Linked DNA regions of Homo sapiens: region 1 is linked to region 2. A link is an interaction called in ENCODE POLR2A ChIA-PET data of the cell type or tissue named here. Cell type or tissue: Caco-2. All regions are shown on one strand. Each heading gives the region's core, and the rest is flanking DNA. Links, peaks and the distances in the headings are about the cores only. Region 1 overlaps SBF2 (SET binding factor 2). Region 2 overlaps SBF2-AS1 (SBF2 antisense RNA 1).

The links. ChIA-PET counts read pairs that join two places held together with the same protein. Peaks named below come from ENCODE experiments on the same cell type or tissue, not always from the same donor. Only the 100,000 strongest peaks of a DNase experiment are listed, where the experiment ranks them.
Region 1: POLR2A ChIA-PET joins it to region 2 with 6 read pairs; 3 of 35 experiments call an interaction of 5 or more read pairs at or near these places.

Annotation. Positions count from the first base shown.
Region 1 is chr11:9,883,089-9,887,481 of GRCh38, reverse strand. All of the region lies in intron 17 of SBF2 (SET binding factor 2), which reads left to right. The region is part of intron 1 of LOC101928008 (a long non-coding RNA gene); the gene reads right to left. Among named protein-coding and RNA genes, the nearest start is that of LINC02709, 130 kb to the right of the region's middle. In Caco-2, for the core only: no CTCF peak of the experiment used is centred there; no DNase peak of the experiment used is centred there.
Region 2 is chr11:9,763,706-9,768,098 of GRCh38, reverse strand. The region is part of intron 1 of SBF2-AS1 (SBF2 antisense RNA 1); the gene reads right to left. Among named protein-coding and RNA genes, the nearest start is that of LINC02709, 6.4 kb to the right of the region's middle. RefSeq lists enhancers at 2,198-3,021, 3,930-4,393. In Caco-2, for the core only: no CTCF peak of the experiment used is centred there; a DNase peak (open chromatin) is centred at 2,458.

The DNA of each region.
Region 1 (4,393 bases), core at 190-4,189, 120 kb before region 2:
ACTTTTCCTTTCTAGTTTTGAAAAACTGTTCCTCTATCCTACTGCTCCTGAAAAACTTCTGCTTCTGAGAAACTATGAATTATTATAATTAGTTTAGAACTAATGTTCTTTATTAAGATTAGTTTATATATACTATTTAAACTAGTGATAGAAGGAAACTGGGGCAATTTACTCAGAAGCTCTAGAACACTTATTGTGTTCTTCAGTGAATAATTAACAGTATTTTTAATCTTATTAAATTTATTTTTATAATAATTACTAATTTTTAATTTTATGAAATATTTTTCTGAACTTATCAACTTTTTTTGAATGATAATTAACTTTTTTCATGTGATGGACAATTTTTTTTTATATGATGAAAAAAAGGTTTGGACCCTTTTGTTCATTCTTCAGAAAAATGAGGCAGCCTACTAAGACTATTTCTTTGTCTACTCCAAAAGAAATATAGTACAGTTCAGTTCAGTAGACATTGATGTCCTATGCTACCACGTCCTGAGTATTAGGACTACAAAAGCCAACAAGTCAAAATCTCCAACCTTAAATACACACGCTTACAGAGAAGATAGATTAGTCAAACAAATTATAGCATGTGTATTCTAAAACAGATACAATCTAAGTACTGTAAGAATACATTAGTTCCTGGTGACCCAAGGAGGAACAGCCCCCAAAAATTGTGACATGTGTGCCCATGAATGATAAATGAGCATTTATCTTGCAGGTGGGAATGAGATAAAGAGTGGGTGAAGTATGAGATGACATAAATATTATAGGCAAAAAAAAAACACATGAATCACTTACTGGGAATTGTGACTGGAAATGGAGGCAGAAGGAACACGATGGTGCTACTGCACTCCAGAGCGAGACTTCGTCTCAAAAAAAAAGAGGCAGAAATCCACTTTTTAAAGATTTCCTAATTATTAATAATAAAACTAAAACCAAAGAACTACAGGCTACCCGTAGCTTGGACTTCTATGTGGATCTGTCCAGAAAACAAGGAAAATTGCAGAATTTTAACTTGAAAGATAAGTCCAGCTACAAATATAAATACAAGAGGCTTCTACAGAGAGATGATTACAGAACTCTGTTGGAAGAAGAGAAAAAAAAGAATAGAGGTCAGAAACATGGAAAAAAAATCTATGGAATAACAAAATGAAGAAAAGCTAAAGAATGAGACAGCACAGGAGAATCATGTGAAGATCAGGTGAAGTTGCAGAATTTCTACTTTGGAATAGAAGTTAAAAGAAAGTTGCTAATTTGAGCAGTCTTTAGTAGGTTATGTAGTGCCATTAAAAATCAATTGATCATTTATTTTGCAAGAAAACAGTGAGAAAGGAAACATAATTATGACTGAGCCAGCCTCTAATTTATTCTACAGTAGCATGGAATTTGATTATTTCTGTTGGCCCCTCCAAGTACATTTTCTTTTTAGAAGATTGTAACACCTCCCACAAACAGGTAAAGGGACCATGTGTTTGACAAAAGGAACAATGCCCTCTCTTCTAATTCTGAGACAGTAGGAGGTGAAGGCCAAGATCGTACTGAAGGGAGAACGCATCCCATCTCCTAGAAAGTCATGCCAGAAGATTGGGGGGCAACGCTACGGAGGTTGTCCTGTGTGAGTCTGTTTCAATTCTGTTTCTGCCTTGGAAACAATCATCCTGGACCCTATTGCAGGAGGATTCCAGGACCATCAAATAATTCCTGACATACACATTTAAAAATAAAATTTTTACAACAGAATAACTTAATAAAAACGTAAAAATTTTTATTGAAATTTTTCATCTTCCAGAAAAAAAATAGATTTCTTCCAAAAGTATACCTCTTCTTACTTTGCTATCACCATGTATAGAATATAATATAAAGTGTCCCCACTAAACCAAAAAAGGAACTAGCAAGCTTTAATGTCTACTGTGATTTTTCTCAGAACCAGTAAGATTATTGCTGTTTCTACCCACTGTCTTATGTCTTGTAAAACTTGAAGAAGAAAAGATCGTGAAGTATACAGACCTAGACTTGAAAGAGTTTTGTTCGTGGGCAACGTGAGGGTTGGAAGAAAGTATTAGACAATATAGATTTAAGTTTTTAATAATATTTTTAAATTTTCAAATAATACAATGAAGAGTTCGTCATGAGCCACTGAAGAGTATTGACATCATGTTCAATAATGGGAAGTAATTACACTGGGTTTTTTTTGGGGGGGTGGGGTTTTTTTTTTTTTTTTTTTTTTTTTGGAGGAAAAGTTTCACCCTATCCCCCAGGCCAGAGTGCAGTGGTGCAATCTGAGCTCACTGCAGCCTCCGCCTCCCGGGTTCAAGTGATTCTCCTGCCTCAGCTTCCTGAGTAGCTGGGATTATAGGCGCCTACCACCACGCTCAGCTAATTTTTGTATTTTTAGTAGAGACAGGGTTTTACCATGTTGGCCAGGCTAGTCTCGAACTCCTGACCTCAAGTGATCCGTCCGCCTCAGTCTCCCAAAGTGCTGAGATTACAGGCGTGAGCCACCATGCCAGGCCATAATTACACTATTTGAATGTCTAGGTCCCAGAAAGCTTTCTTTGGTTTATGGATTTACTGCCTTAGATTGTTTCCATGAAATGTTGAGAATGTGTTTACATGATTGAATATTTAAGTTATTTTGTTAGGTTTTCCTTTCCCAGAATATTACTTGGAACAATTGGAGAAGAGTGACTAATTTAGCCCAGAAAACACATGGGAGAGTCTAAGCAGAAAGTCAGAAATGGTACAAACTACAGTGCCTCCCATAAGACTTGAGCAGATAGGGACTCTTCTGAGCCAAGGTTCTAGTCAGCATGAGTATTTTGTGCACCCACAGCTCTGTGGCAAATGCTTGACTTCTCTTCCGTTGTGCTCCAAGAAAAGTGAAATTTGCAACCTTAGGATAAGGAGAAAGTACGCCACCAAAACTGTAGGAGGAAAATGCAGTTAGAGTCAGCTTCCAATGGAGAAAAGCAGGGGGAAGGCTAATGCAGTATAGTAGGAATTCCTAATGCCAACCTGCTTTCCTTTTGTTTCTTTTACATATATTGAACTTATATGTAAGATTTCATTTTTAAAAGCTAAAACCACATTTTTTTTAAAAGTAGGAAAACCACTCCCATCTTTAAATGATCAGACTCAAAAACTAAAGGTCCAGATTATTGGCTCCTCATTCTTCATGTTATGGTATCTAGCATAGAGCATTTCACAAAAACAGTTTCTTGAATTGAATTGATGATCCAGTATTCAATACAAGAGCCCAGGTCTCCTGATTTCAGATCTGTTATTGCTCAATATGGGCTCTAATCCTTTGACCTGGACCCATGATTCTTAACTCTGCTGCACATTAGAATCACCTGGAGTGCTTTTAAAGACAACAGATGCAAAGCCTCCATCAAAGGGTAGTTGAAAACAAAATCTCTGGGGCTGAAGCCATCAGTGTCTTAAAAATTCCAGAAGTATTCAAGAGTCTCAGAACCCTAAGAGTCTGTCATTCACTTCTGTGTAAATGCTGATGATGTCTAATACAGCTTAATGTCATACTTCACCAGTAGACACTGGTTATAAAGACAGTACTCTCCAGGCTGGCGTGGGGGAGTGCTTGGAGATTCTAGCCTCCAAAAAATAACTTAGGGCCCCTTTTTTTCAGGTCTGTAAGTTTAGGGTTCTAAAAGCTTAATGAAAAATGAGGGATACTTATTTTTAATTTATCACACCTGTTGATTCAAATCAAAAGTATTTATTCAGCTCTTTCTTGTGTTAAGAACCCTTTGGTAGTCTAAATGAGGAACCTCAACATCGAAGACCTAGCCTCTGCCTTTGAGGAACTTGTGATTTATTATCATTGAGTTTAGGAAAAATAACTCATAAAATATAATAATAATGATGCCCAGCATTGACTGAACACTTCCTAGGTACCAGATACTATGCTAAACACTTCACATACACACGTGAGGATTTAATCCTCACAATCATAACCTTGAGAGTTAGTCTGATTTCAGAACCTATTCCCTTAACCATCAGTCAATCCATAGACTAGTGAGAGGTAATAAAATGGTTGTTTTGGGGGACAGAGCTGGAGGAGGCACCTGCAGTCCTCTGCTATGTCCTGGGTATAAATTTATTTTAATCAATTTAAAATAAAAAAATACAGTGGTTGTTTTTAAGCCACTAAGTTTTGGCTGTTTTTTTTTTCCACACAGCAATAGATGGTAGAAATACTGGTACATAGTAAGTGCTATTGACATCTTAGCTAATATTGCCATTATTATGCAGATCTTTGATGCCAGGTTGTAAAATCCAGATATGTGATCAATAGGGAGCTTTTTTGTGTGTCTGTTTTTGTTTTTTTGAGACAGAGTCTCGCTCTGTCGCCCAGACTGGAGTGCAGAGGCAT
Region 2 (4,393 bases), core at 227-4,226:
CGTGACCTCTCTTGTATTAGTCTATCTCATGCTGCTAATAAAGACATACCCAAGACTGGGTAATTTATAAAGGAAAGAGGTTTAATTGACTCACAGTTCAGCATGGCTGGGGAGGCCTCAGGAAACTTACAATTATGGTGGAAGGGAAAGCAAACATGTCCTTCTTCACATGGTGGCAACAACAAGAAGTGCTGAGCAAAAGGGGGAAAAGCCCCTTGTAAAACCATCAGATCTCGTGAGAACTCAGGATCACAAGAACAGCATGAGGGTAACTGCCCCCATGATTAAATTACCTCCCACTGGGTCCCTCCCACGACATGTGGGCATTATAGGAACTACAATTCAAGATGAGATTTGGGCGGGGACACAGCCAAACCATATCATCTCTGTCATCTCTTAACAGCATATTTCCTGAGGGCAGCTGAATTTAGCAGGTGGGGATAGGGCTTGTCTACCACGGCTCCATCACTAGCCTTCACCTGAGCAGGAGGTACACTGGGAGGCTGAGACTCACCAGTTGGGGGGCAACTGGTTATTATTTACCTGCCCAGCATTTTAGTATGTGCGGTGTCAGGGTAAGCCCTGACCATGCACATGTTCTCCCAAATCTCAGTCTCTCCCCTCACAGCTGTATGATGGAACCTATTATGAATGAGCTGGTCACCCAAAACCAGTGTGTCCATCTTCCCATGCACTTGTCTGTCCATTTTCTTTCATTCAACATACATTTATTGATGCTTCTTCTGTGCTAATGCCTGCTCCTGGATACTCTGGACCCCAAATAAAATAACCTACTATCCAAGATATGATTTCTGGTGTAACCAGAGCTATGATAGGGTGAGAGCAAGTAGGAGCCTGCAGAAAGATGGGAGGAGCTCATAGCCCAGCCTTGGGGTAAGAGAGGACTTCCTGAGTAAATGACATTTAGGCCGAGTATTAAAGGATAAGATCACTGGGCAAAGGTGAAATCACGAGGAGCAAGGAAAAGAAGTTAAGTCAGGTTTGTGACATGTATTTTAGAAAGATCTCCCTGGTGAGGATGGCGAAGGGGGACTGGGAGGGAGGCAGGCCAGTGAGCAGCTGCTGTAATTATCCCAACCTGAGAAGGCAGTTGGGCTGGATAGACGTGGGAGCTCCAGAGACATGCCTGAGGTGGTATCTGTAGGATGTAGGGCCTAACTGATGGAGACAGAGGGGATAAAGGAGGAGAGGGGCACTTGAAGACTGTCAGGTTGATGTCTGGGACATCTAAGAATGGCCCCAGCCTCAGACTCAAGTGCCAGGAGTAGAGAAAGGATGACCAGGTGGGGGGCACCCAGGCCCTGGTGCTGACTTCAGGAGCAGGCATATGCTTCCCAGCTGGTAGTGAGGGTATGTGCAGCACTTCCAGGATCCGGGAGGGGTTCCCCAAGTCACATACACACACACCGATCACACGTCTGGGCTTAGAGAAAGAAGTTAAGTAGCCCCTCCCCATTTTAACAGCCGAGGAGTCCATGATTTCAGGAGGTTAAACGACCTTCTCCAAGGCCACACAGCAGTGCCTGATGGAACTGGGATTTGAACCCAGGCTTGTCTAACTGCATCCTGTGCTCTTCTCCCCAGTCCTGACAGGTCAACCAGGCCAGTCTTGGCACCACAGAATTAAGAGTACAGGGGACCTCTGACCTCTACGTCACACCCAGCCTGGCCAGGCCATTTACAGGGCCATTCAAAGCCAGGACTGCCTCACCCTCTTAGACACTGGACCAGGACATAAAGTTCTCTTTGTGGGCAGAATGAGCTTGGGCACTCCAAGGAGAGGTGGGATGGGCCCACAGCTAACTTAGCCCTCTCATACCCACTCCATACCGTGGCCACCCACCCCACAGCTAGAGCACCTAAGAAGTGCATCTCCTAGCCTGGAGGTGAGCAGGAGGAGCCAAGGCCAGCATGTCCCCCACTGACACACAGCTCAGCCATAGCTGGGCCTTCCAGGAAATCCAGACCTGGGCAATTAGAAACAGAGAGCTCAGGGCTTAGAATGAGATACTATGCAGGATCCTGGTGAGGATCTGGCCCTGTCTGAGCCTATTTCCTCATCTGTAAAACATGAAGTTAGGCTTATTTATCCTACAGCTCCCACAGCTGCAATGGTCTTTTTGCATCTCCTCTGCAGTCCCTGGCCTCATCCAAGCCTAAGAGTTGAACAACAGATGCCTGGTCCCTACGGAAAGCCCCCAACTCTGGCCTCAGCAGATCCACCTCCTCACTCCCCACAGGTCCCCTGAGGTTCAGTGCAGCCCCAGCCAGAAGAATGTGAACCATTCCCGGCATCTCCTCCCCTGTGGCCAGCCCAGAGAGGGGCTGAAGCCTCTGGGCCCTTCTGACAGGAAATTAGCTGGGCCTGGCCTTCCCCACTACCAGCTGCTCTGCTGACCCTGACCCTGTGTTTTCTGAAACTTGATACTGCAAATTTCAAAGCCTCTTCTCCATTCCCTGGAGGCCTGGCTGAGCTGTGTGTCTAGTGGGGCCTCCAGCCTACGTGTGGGCCTGCCTTCCTGTCCTGGAAAGGGCCCTGGCTGAGAGTGGGGCAGGGAAGCCTGAGGCCCAGCCTCTGCCATGACCCTGAGCAGGGCCTACCCCCAGGCGATTCATCTCCCCATCTCTGAGCTGCCAGATGGAACCCACGTGCAGAGTGGCTGCAACATGGAGAATGGGTTGGAGGGACACAAGAGGGGCAGTGGAGAGACCACTTCAGAGGTAACTGTCATGGTTCAGAGAAGAGATGGTTTGGACTAGGATGGGATAGTGAAGATGACGAAAACTGTAGACTCAAGAGGTACTTAGGAAAACGGAGAGATACTGGTGGTGGTTTGGCCATGAAGACTGGGGGACACAGGTGTCAAAGGACCTGCTAGGTTTCTGAGTTACCCAGCTGAACGGATGGTGGTATCTTTCCCTGAGATGGTGAACACCAAAGGATGACCAGGGTTGGGTGGAGGAGGGGAAAATATCCTGTTTGGCCTTAGTTAGAGGCTGAGGTGCCTTTGAGATGTCCCAGTGAAGAGGCTGAGCACTTGGATATCAAGAGGTGAATAAGCTGAAGATACTTATTTGGGAGGGAGAAAAGTAGATGGTAGCTTGAGGACATGGATAAAACTGCCAAGAAGGAAGAGTATTAAGTAAGAAAAGAGCCCAGCCTGTGTCTTAAGGACACTAATATTCAATGGCCAGGTAAAGGAGGATAAACCTGGAATAGAGGGTGAACAGAGAAAGAGCATTGTTGTGCCTTGCAATGAATGGAGAAGAGTGTTTCCAGAAGCAAGAGAATGTTTGGATGCTGCTGGAAAATCTAAAAGAAGAGTAGAATGAAAAATGCACTTTGGATTTAGTGTCCTGAAGGTCACCTCACCAGTGATTTTAGGGAGTGCTGTTTCGGTGAAGTGAGGCAGGTAGAGGCCAGGCTGTCATGGACAGGAGGCATGTGAGGTGTGAGGAAAGAGACAGTGCTCTGGAGATGTTTGACCATGGTTGAGAGGAGGGTGGGGCAGTAGCTGCAGTAAGACATGGAGTCAAAGAAAGGGGCTTTTGTTGTTTTTTAAGGTAAGTGAGATTCAAGCATGTTTAAATGTTGATAAGCAGAATCCTGTTCAGATGAGAGGTTGACAATGCCTGAGAAAACAGGGACAACAAACATAAAAGTGTTTTTGACAAACCAGGAGGGCTTGCCAGGGCCCCTCAGCAGGGTAGGGCTCAGAGGGAACATCTCTAATCCTTTGAAGCTGGCTCCTGGGCACTAGGCTGGCTGTGGCACTGCCTCTGAGTGCTCTATATGCCCCACAGCCAAGGCCAGCGCCCTTGGATGGCCAAGTACATGTACCTTATGGATCTTATTCAACCCTAGTTGAGGATGGCAGGGGTTAGAGATGACTGGACAGACCATGGTGGGCCATGATGTCCTAAACAAGGGTGCTACATCCCTGGAAGAAGAGCCATGGGCCTCTAGGCCTATTGTGGACATTAAGCCCATTGCCAGTGACAGGATGCCTGGAGCCCTGCTGGATGACATCCCTAAGTCCAGGGTCCCCAGATTCCTCCATTCCAGCTTGGCAAGGCCATTTTGGCTCTACTGGCATGGGACACTTCCAGGCATACCACAGGGCAGTGGTTCTCAGAGGACGGCCTCTAGACTAGGAGTATCAGCATTACCTAGAAACTTGTTGGAAATGCAAACTCTGAGGCCCCACCACAGATCTATCAAATCGAAAACTCTGGCAGTAGGGTCCAGCAGTCTGTGTGTAACAAAGTTTCCAAGTGACTTTGAGGCACCACTTCTATAAGGTATCAAGCTGTTCATCCCTCCATTTGCTGTCCATCCAGTAACCTAAAATTCACACATCCACCAATCTAA